Linked DNA regions of Homo sapiens: region 1 is linked to region 2. A link is an interaction called in ENCODE POLR2A ChIA-PET data of the cell type or tissue named here. Cell type or tissue: PC-9. All regions are shown on one strand. Each heading gives the region's core, and the rest is flanking DNA. Links, peaks and the distances in the headings are about the cores only.

What was found. ChIA-PET counts read pairs that join two places held together with the same protein. Peaks named below come from ENCODE experiments on the same cell type or tissue, not always from the same donor. Only the 100,000 strongest peaks of a DNase experiment are listed, where the experiment ranks them.
Region 1: POLR2A ChIA-PET joins it to region 2 with 5 read pairs; 1 of 35 experiments calls an interaction of 5 or more read pairs at or near these places.

Annotation. Positions count from the first base shown.
Region 1 is chr11:15,652,974-15,658,378 of GRCh38, forward strand. All of the region lies in intron 4 of LINC02751 (long intergenic non-protein coding RNA 2751), which reads left to right. Among named protein-coding and RNA genes, the nearest start is that of LINC02751, 100 kb to the left of the region's middle. In PC-9, for the core only: no CTCF peak of the experiment used is centred there; DNase peaks (open chromatin) are centred at 398, 1,728 and 2,788; H3K4me3 peaks cover 2,380 bases; H3K27ac peaks cover 4,292 bases.
Region 2 is chr11:16,878,535-16,883,939 of GRCh38, forward strand. All of the region lies in intron 3 of PLEKHA7 (pleckstrin homology domain containing A7), which reads right to left. Among named protein-coding and RNA genes, the nearest start is that of SNORD147, 45 kb to the right of the region's middle. In PC-9, for the core only: CTCF peaks have their summits at 3,077 and 4,958; DNase peaks (open chromatin) are centred at 2,977 and 4,767; H3K27ac peaks cover 2,035 bases.

The DNA of each region.
Region 1 (5,405 bases), core at 301-5,300, 1.2 Mb before region 2:
TTATTTTAATAATAAAAATAATAATTTAAATAAAATTCTTCCAGGCTGGGCGCAGTGGCTCACGCCTGTTATTCCAGCACTTTGGGAAGCTGAGGCAGGTGCATTGCTTGAGCTCAGGAGTTCAAGAACAGCCTGGGCAACATGGTGAAACCCCATCTCTACCAAAAATACAAAAGATTAGTCAGATTTGGTGGCATGTGCCTGTGGTCCCAGCTACACGGGAGGCTGAGGTGGGAGGATGGCTTGAGCCCAGGAAGCAGAGTTTGCAGTAAGCCGAGATCACGCCACTGCACTCCAGCCTGGGCAAGAGAAAAAAAAAAAAAAAAACTTCCATAAAATAGGTGCTGACTCCAGTTTTTGCCAGCACACAGGTATGCAGAAGGTGACCAACAAGTTTGAATACTTTACCTTTCTGAAAGTGCTCCCCTATGAATTGTTTAAGGGCAAGGGTTACTACACTCACTTTATAGATAAGGAAACAGGTCATTTCTTTCTGAAGGGAAACAACTGGGATGTTCAGTGAAAAATCTTTACTGAACACTATGGGTGGGTCAGGTACTATTCAAATGCTTGATAGGCATTATTTCATTGAATCCTCAAAATAAATGTATGAGATGGGTCCAGTTGTTACCCTCAGTATTATAGATGCAGAGTCTGATATTCAGAAGGTTTATATAATTTGAGAAATTACACAATTATACAGTGCGTATATAATAGCACTGGAGTTTGAACCCACACCTGTCTGGATTTGAGGTTCCTAAAGCCATGTTTTAATTCCAGCTCTGATATTCACTGGCTGTATTACTTTGAGCAAGTAACATTTCTGAGACTCGGTTCTCTTAACTATAAAATGAAGATGAAAATTCTCACCGCTGATATGAAGGTTAAATGTGACATATATATACTGCCCAGCAGAGAGTCTCAGCAGGGATTAGGAGTTTAATCAAGTCTACTCTTCCTTTCATTTTTACTTTTGTCCATCTTGCATTAGCCACTCCCCAGAAGTTACCTGAAAGATAACTCAGTTTGTTGGGGCTACAACCAGTTGACAGCTTGGGGCTTCAAGCCTTTGTTTCACCATTTGCAAGATAAGGAAATAACAGCTATTCATGAGGATAAACTGAGTTAAAGCATAAGCAGCCAGCACAGTGCCTGGCACATGGACGGTGCTAAAATAAATATTTGTGAAAGAAAAGAAGGGAGGGAAGAAAGAACCAGAATAATGGTGCCCAGGTATTCAAGAACTCGCACTCAGCAGCTCTTAGGGCCCGGGGATTGGTCCCACCAGGCTCTGCCAAAGGTTGAGTAGGAATGTTCCTGCAGATGGTGAATGTCCTGTGGACCTGCTCAGTGCTATTGATCAATGTGTTTTATGATGGATCTAATTAAGCTCTCTAACGAGGGATCACAAGATAACAATTTATCCCGGAACCATCACTCATTAAAATGCCATTTCAGGAGATGACATCGTTCCAGCCTTAATTGGCAGAGTTTGCGTGACTGGAATCCCTTGGGAGCAGAGATGCCCCTTGTCGTTTGCTTGTCACCTCTGTGGTGAGAGGGGCTTAGAACAGCCCTGAAAGGCACATGAATTTGTCAGGTATTGCCATAGCCCAGGCTCCACCTACCCTGCTGCAGGTGGCTTTCTGGAGCGGGTGACTCAGCAGGTCACTGACAGGAGCCTGTGGCTGTGCAGAGGCCCGGTTTTGGAATAAGAAACCCAGAACTTTAGTCAGCTCCTGGAATGACAAGGCAGGAAGACTTAGGAAGTGACCATTCCCATCAGCCTCAGTTTCCTCTTCTATAAAGAGGCCTTCCCTGCCTGCCTCCTGGGTTGGTGGAAGATTTAAGGAGATCATGGAAAGGCTTATAGAGCAGTGGAAAGAGCACAGACTTGTAAGTGAGATTCTCCAGGTTCAAATTCTTGTTCTTCAACCACTGGCTGTGTGACTATAGACAAGCTACTTAGTGTCTCTGAACGTTGGTTTCTTCAATAATAGTGCCTAACTCAATAGGATTCTTGGGAGGATTTTAAGAGCTTTATAATCAGCTTGGTTTCTGAGGATCCCAGGGACACAGAGATGAAAAGGCATGGGGGTTTTCTGAGAGAGCCTGTAATGCCTTAGTATCAGAATAATAACTGTGTCACGACAGATTACAAACCCAAAGAGGACCAGAAAAAGCTATGGTGGCTATACCCACAAGGGAGGAGGAGGCATCTGAGCTAGATCTTGAAATAGAAGACCTTTCCTAGTTGCAGAATAGAGGAAAGGGCATCCCAGGATGAGTGAGCCCTCAGCACAAATAAGCAAAGCACCTGAGGTTGGAGAGAGTTCGTGCGTTCAGAATGCAGTAGTGCTCCCTTCTCCGTGGATAATGCCTGAAACCATGGATAGCACCAAACCCTGTATAAAAGACGTTTTTCCTATACATATTCCTATGATAAAGTTTAATTTATATATTAGACATAGTAAGAGTTTAACAACAACTAATAAGAAAATAGAATGATTATAACAATATAATAAAAATTAGGTGAATGTTATCACTCTTTCTCAAAATATCTTATTGCATTGCACTGTAAGTTAAACAAGGGTTACTTCAACACAAGCACTGTGACAGTCGGTGTGATAACCCAGAGGGCTACTAAGTGACTATCCGGCAGGTAGCATATGCACTGCACAAAGGATGGTTCATGACCTGGGTGGGGCCAAGATTTCATCACACTGCTCAGAACGGCATGCAATTTAAAACTTGGGAATTATTTATCTCTGGAATTTTCCATTTAATATTTTCAGACCACAGTTAACCACAGGTAACTGAACTGTGGAAAGCTGCTGCGTCATCCCATTGCGGAAAGGCGGAAGGGCAAGCAAGCAGGTGCGGAAGATATCGCAGTGCTCCAGAGCTCCCTTTTTACAGCAACCCACATTTCACTCCTGTGGTAATGGCATGAATCCATTCAGGAGGGCTCCACCCTCATGACCCAATGTCCATCTAAAGGCCCCACCTTGCAGCACTGCTGCATTAAGAATTAAGGTTCCAACACATGAACTTTTGGGGGACGTATTCAAATCGGAGCACCTTGCAAAGTATTTGGATTTCCTTATGAAGGTCACTGAAACCTCACATTGGGTGAGTTTGATGAAGTCTCATTATAGAGCTTGGACCTCAGAGGAGGAGAAGGGAGGAAGATACAGGTGCTTCTGCCAACAAAGGTGGCTTGGAGCCTTCAGAGCAGACCTCATGTTTCCCAGGACCAGGAAGAACAGGGCCCCCGTGTCCTAAGTGCCATAGACTTGTCAGGAGCATTTGCAGAAACCAAGATGGCAATGGTGCCTTGAATTTTGGACTGCTTTCCTCCCAGAGAAGGAGACTGGGTGTGAGGTGGAGGGAATTAAAACTTGTAGAGCTGCTATCATGCATTAGGGGATGTAGCATTCGATTCTCACAACACTCACCATCAGGTATAATTGTCCCCATTTACTAAATGATGTGTTTGGGTCTCAGAAAGGGTTAGTGACTTCTCCAAGGTAACCTGCTAATAAGAGCAAAGTCAGGATTTGAGCTGTGGTCAGTTGGTGCCAAACCAGTGCTTCTATCACTTCATGCTGTCTCACTAAACATTGTCACATTTAGGACCTCCATTCCTCAGGTTTGAGATGTGGGTGATTTAGCTCCATCTTTCAGAAGGGGAGCTTGAGACCCAAAGAATTCTTCAAGAAGCACCTTGCTCGTGGACACTCTACATGAGATAACTTTCTGATAGAAAACAGAGATGCAGTTTTGATCCGACAGCAATGGTATTGAGGAATGTGTTTTTCCTGGAACTCTGGGATGGATTTTATGGCCTGATTCCAATTTGCCTTTCCAGAGGCCATTAGCCTCTGCTCATTCCTGACTCCTGGGGCAGATGGGAACACTCCTGGGTCTTTAATTTTTGAGAGGGTGTAGGAGGGGGCTGATGCCATTTTCCTATTGCATAATAAAATTATTTCCTTAACAAAAAAGGGGGATCCACAGTTTCCAATTCAAATGCTTTTTTAAAAAACAGGGGGGAAAAGTAGCAAAAAATAGTCGAAAGAATGCACCCCTAAATGTGAAATTGTTCAGAAATACATATTTGTAATAGGATTCAAAGTGTTCATGACAGCTACTACTTACAGTGTTTAAAAAGTTGCAATTAGTACCAAAAGGCTTGGATGAAGAAAACATCCTATCATAGGCATATTTATAAAACAACTTCCATCAGCCAAAGGAAAAATGGACAGAACTCTATTACAAGCTTTTTATATTTGAAGAGCAATTTCTAATAATATATCTAGAAGCCATTTCTGAAATTGACTTAGTGTGCATGATCTGGGATTAATGTTTTCTGCAAAATCACATGCTCGTTTGAACGTAAACATTTTGCACTTCCGTTCCACCTCCTGGTTCAGAAGAATGCACCTCCAATGTGTAAAATGATCTATCAAAATTAATTGTGAATGCCCTAATCCAATCAAGTCCACCTCATTAGGCAAACATTTAAATTATTAAGTTAAATAGTGGGATATTTCAATATAATCTTGTTATGCTATTTTTATGGCAGTACAAATGCTGTCTACAGATGGGCTCTGCTTCCCAGCTTCCTTGCTATTGTTGATGAGCTCGCCACCTCTGTTGCTGGATTTCACACGTGTGTGATATTGGTCTAGTCACAATCCTGCATTCCCTCGCTACCTCAGCAATTACTGATGGAGCTCCTACTATGTGTTAAAATTTGAAGGCTAAAAAAGACCTTCAGGATAATCTAGTCATCACTTTTGCAGATACAGGAACTGAGATTCTGAGAGGTTGGGTGCTTTTTTATGGACCATGGAGCAAATTTGTGGCAGAGCTACTGGTAGAACCTTCTCTTCTTGATTCTGCATCCAACCATCTGCTTTTTTCTTCTTTCCTTGTCCATTTCTCTCTCTAATTCAAACATAAAGATGTAAATAAAATAGATCAGATTCGTGCTGTTCATATTTTATATCATTAGTATTTTGCAAAATTATTCTTTTTCCCACCATTTAATAAAAGATATATTCCCAACCTGGTTGCTCTTCACAGAGCTTTAAATAGCTTGTCCTTTCTAAATTCCTCCAGCTAGCAAACAGCTATTCATCATTCCATAGTTCCTTGAAGGCCAGCCCAACAGAGACATGTTTGGAAGAAATAAGATCTTGATGTCTCAGCCTCCAGCCCCTAAATTAGTCTCTGGGTATGTGGATATTGAGAGGAGGAAGAACAAAGGAGTAAACAAACAGGAACTAAAGCGGGCTTGAGGTCTAGCCATGACCAGGGTCCAGATGCCCATATTGGGATCCTCTTGGGAGCTAGAGAACACAGTCCTGTCCTCAGCAAACCCCTTGCCCTACACCCCA
Region 2 (5,405 bases), core at 281-5,280:
GAACACCAAGCTCTTTCCTACTTAACAGTCTTAGTACTAGCTGTCCTTGCAGCCTGGATGCTCTTTCCTCCGGATATTTGAGATGGAGTCTCACTCTTTCACCCAGGCTGGAGTGCAGTGGCACAATCGCAGCTCACTGCAACTTCCGCCTCCCAGGTTCAAGGCGATTCTCCCTCTTCCACTTCACAAAGAGCTGGGATTACAGGCATGCACCACCACGCCCAGCTAATTTTGCCTCTAAATGAACTAGCTAGCCCTACAGAAATCTGGACTCAAGTAACAGAGACAAGAACCTAATGGTCATCAGCCATCAGAAGGCAGTTGGCTTCTATTCTTACTGCCAGTGCAAGGATGAGACACCAACATGCCAAGAACACTTCATCCTTGGCTCTCCTGAACTGTGTTACAATATAATTTGGAGAAATTAGCCCTCCCCTACAACTTCCTCAACTCCCCTGTAAAGGAGGGTTAATACACCCCACTGAGAAAATCAAAGAAAGGAATGCAAACACCTGATAGGAAATTACTGCGTGATTAAAAACACACAGAAGGATAATATAAACATCACCTGTATCTCCTTTGCGTGAACTGGGAGAGTGTTTTGGCATGAAACCTACAATTTGGTGACTGATTATATCCTCGCTAGTATTGCTCTCTGCTTATTTCATGTGTGTTTGTTCTCCTCCCTGTCCCCTCCCTTCAAGTAAGATCCAAGGGTTGGGAGGAGTCATTCCTTACTCCTTACTTATCTCCTACAGCAAAGAAGAATATTCATGGAGTAGGCACTTGAACCCCTTTACTTCAAAACAGCCTGAGCACAGACACATCACCTTCAGGGAGAGGCTGTGCAGAACCGATGTCATTTTCTGATTTCAGCAGCACCATGCATCACAGAGCCCTCAAAGATACGGGGAGGCAGAAGGCCACAGGCTCTGAAGACTCCACCAGCCCTGGAGAGCATAGAGCAGGGCAACTCTAGACCTTCCCCATTCCCATACCGTCCACATCTGGCACACACTCCATACCAATGTGGGCAGCGACATGGAAACCCTGTCCAACTCCAGACCCCCCACCTGAGGGGCAGTTAGTAACCGTGTTCAGTGTCCAAATGTGCCAAAGGGAACAGAGCCTGGCACAGGCAGAGCTGGGCATGAGGGAGTCACAAAATTAACTGAGCAAACTTAAAGCCCTCACAACTTGCAAAGAGGGAAGTCCGTCTTTTCCAAGCTCTAGATTTAACAGTCTTCTGGCATGATTTGCAAACCTCTACATTTCATTAGGTTCTCTTAAGTTCTCCAGAGTTCTGCAGATCCACTCAATGGCCAATTCATTTTGCAAAGTACTCTTCTGACTGAGTCACCAACACCGCAAGACTGTCTGGCCCCTGAGTTCCCACATGGAGCCCCATGACTTGGGGTTGCTACTTGGTGAATAGAAAGTTTTAATTTTGATTTCACAGGATCCCAGCAGCCATGAGAACATTAAAGCCAAGATTCTGATAGAATGAGCAAATCAAACTCAGAGAGCCCTTTCCTAATTTTCTTTTTTAAGGAAGTTGGCAGAGGGGCAATGTGACAGGAGCTGAGTACCAGCTTTGTCACTACCAGCTAGCTCTACAGCCCAGGCAACTACTCAACCTCCCTGGGCCTCAGTTTCCTCATCTGTAAAATGGGGGGTGCAGGTAGGTTCTCCATCTAGAAAGGCCACACAGGCCTGCAGGAAGCCCAGGCAGATCAGAGCCACACAAACTGGAATTCAAATCCCAGCTCTGCCACACACTGGTAGTGCATGACCTTGAGCGAGTTAGTGGCTTTTCTGAGTTTATCTGTAAAGAAAAGATTAATTCCGACTCTGCATTGTTGTTATAAAGAACACTGATAACATCCCAGCCCACAGTAGACACTTCAACCTTCAGTGCCTGCTATATTTATCTTCTGCTAACTCTAAAACTGCACTCCAATAGAGTTGTTTTGCCTTTTTCCACATTGCAGACTCCAGCATGTTCAGCCTGCTCTAGGACAGAGGCTCAAGAACACGCTTTCTTTTCTTCCCTTTGAGTTAAGGCACAGCACCCAGCCTCCTGTTTAAATTTCTATTTAAAGAACTCACCTGGCAGGCAAAGTGGTTTAAGATCAAGAGGCACCTTCCACCAGCCACACTTCCATCCCCGACAGGTTCAGAAACTGCGGCCCGAGAAAAGCCGCATTCTATAGAAGTTTTCAAACCTGTCCTGTGAAACATTTTTAATCTTAGAACACCCAGTTTTATGCTTCCATTTAGTACACTTAAATAAGTCAGTTTCCCCAACTGTAAAATGAGAAGGCTGGAGCAGGAGATGTTTCCAGGATGTTCCCTCCAGCTGTAGCATTTTAAGATGCTGCGGTTCATCTCAGACTGTCATCCACAGAGCTACAGACTGAAATGTAACAACACTACACACAACTGCAAACACAGAGACAGAGGCAGACCAGTTGTCCTCCCCAACCTCACTTGCCAACAAAATACTCTGTAATAACATCAGGGAGGTGTAGTTAATGATACTTATGTCTTATTTATGCCCAATTACATTGGATGGTGGTTGTTTTTATTTAACTGTAGGTGCTCCCAACCATCGAAAACTCCCTTTCTCTCAGTCATTACTTGACTTTCATGAATCAGAATATACCACAGCAAACTGAATCCCTATGAAACCAGTACAGGACTAACCTGCTTTCTTGTTCTTACCGGAAAAGGCAGGGGACACACTCACCCTCCCTTTGGGCTCCACGTTCGGATAGTGTCTTCCCCAGCTGCACCACCTTATTAAATCTTAGGTTCAGGTCAGACAGGGAGGGAGACTCCCAGCCTGCCTGCTGTCTCTCAATTTCGGTTCTTGAGCAGCTGCCTCCCAAGGTGTTACAAATCCAGCAGCCACTTGTTCCTGCTCATTCATTCTCGTTCCTCTCCACCCCCCACACAAAATCTGGCAACCAGGCAGGAACACAGTTCCAGCTCTGAGTCACTGCCCCACTGTGGCCAAGGGGAGCAGTGGCTAGAGGTAATCAACCAGGCAAGCACTTCATGTCTCTAGAATCCAATTCTTCCGTTCTTTGAGACCGTGGGGTTGGCTGCCCCTCTAGAACCAGGACATAAAGAAACACCCCTATCTACAGCTCTGGAGTCAGAACAAATTGCTCATTCAGGTTTGCCCTACCATGCTGAGCTGAAATCAGCCCCAAAACAGAGCCTATCTTTGGTGAAGAAACAATGGCTCCTTATCAATATTTCATACCAGTCAGGGCAGGGAAAGGTTTGAGTGGTTACAGGTCAGCAAACCCACTCCCCCTGGTAACAATGATTCTTTCCTCAATGCTTGGGATGGCTAAGGTTCTCTCAGCACCGATTTAACCATGTGGCACTCACTCCCAGAACAGGTCTGAAAACGAGAAGGGCAGAGGGGTTAAAAAGAGAAACCAGGCACCAAAGTGAAAGATCAACACTGTGGCTCTTTTCATTGCAAGCTACGTAGTTCTACAAGTCACAGTGCAGGTGACACTTGAATATGAGCTCCATGGGGCAGAGACTAGTGTTTTCACAGCTATGTTCCAGGGCTTAGCATAGTGCCTGGCACATAGTAGGTATTCCACAAATATTTGAATGAAAAAAATACAAGGGGTTTTGTCCTGAGTCCACTTAGGATGACTGTATTACTAAAACTCGTATCCATCTTTTCCCTTTTAGAAACCTCCATATCCTTCATAACTCCTAATACTACCTGTAGTGAATGTTCCATAAATCTTTAAATGTGGAGATGATTTACTGTTAAACCAAAGAAGCTCAAGCTTTAGGGCCCCTCACTTTCACAAGCCTCCTCCAGGCCCCAGGAAGAGCCCTACCAATGTGTTTACATGCTTTCTGCAATTTTATGTATTTTTAAAGAAAGCTCCCCAAACTATCATATTAAACACCAAGCCCTACAAAATACCGAATTGCCATAGCAGAATGAATGAATGACTCACAAGCCATGCTGGCATATTATCCTAACAAGGGCATTTGCTTGGACAGAACTGTTTTGGTCACAGAAGAGGTATACCCTAGCCTACAGACACAGCCTAATTAATCACAAGTCCATCACTAAAAAGACTGGATTAGGTTTAAGAGCACAAACCCCACACATTCAACACTTATTAAAGCCCAACTATTTGCTTAGCCCTCTGAGTGCTTTGGAGAAAAATAATGATTAGATCATAATCACCCCCACAGAATAGTAGCTTATAATCCAATAGAATAGACTGATATGGTCATAAGTACATATAAATATATATTTCATATGTATATACACATATTCACACACACACATACACACACACACACAGAGTTCAGAGTGGGTGTCGTCATAGAAAAGCAAAGCAGACCTACTTGCTATGTATCAACCTAAAAGGCATAACACCCTAGAAGGTAAATTATATTATCTTCATTTCACAAAAGAGGAAACTGAGGCCCAAAGGAGTCAAGGGCCGTTCTAAGATCATATAACAAGCAAGTGGCAAGGTCAAAATCCAAGTCCAGATCTGCCTAACTCCAAAGTGTGGGCTTGTTTCTAGTGGCTACATGTCAGTCAATGGCTAGTTGCTGTATAGAACCTCCAAAATGTCTTGGGAGATACACTGGCTTTGGAGGTAGAGAAACCACATCGGGCACCAGCAGAAGTTGGCAAGCTTCGAAGACTCACACTCTTAAGAGTGGAGGAACAGGAAATGCGAGGAGCTTATTCATCAGTTATATAGAAATAATCCTTGTTCACCAGGAAACACCCTAGCAGGAATTAGTGACAGCTATCTTGGGAGCCAGCAGGGGCCACATGAGAGGCTGCCACCCTGTGGCTTTGTCTCCAAATTTCCTCATCCTTGTTACCAGTTTAAGCATGCTGGAGCACTGCTCTTGTTCCATTATCTCCTGCCCAAACACCCTCCATGGCTCCTCATGTTAAAGCCTCTTTATCTCTCACTGCTTCCTGATACTCTTGGCTTCTGTCAACTTTAACTGCCCACCAGTCCCCAAGTCATCCTTTCTTTTCTACCTCTGGGCTTTGGCTCCTTCTGTCCTTTTCCCTAAGGATTTCTGCCCAATCTTCAAGGCTCCTTCTCTTCCAAGTAGCCCTTCCTAATCATGCCAGACCACTCTAATTTCCTCCTTCCTCAACATTCTTAGCACTGAAGGCTTACACTCTTCAGTATTAATATATAGCAACACTCCCCAATTGTAACATAGAGGAATTATACTTCCCAACAGCTCTTTTCATTTTACTTTTCAAAAATTATTTAAGTACTGCATGCTACAGAAGGGTATGAACTAAAAAGCAGTTCCTTTTCCTGCCTCCAATTCAGTGTCAATCCCAGGGGCAACTACCTTTATCAGTTTCTTGT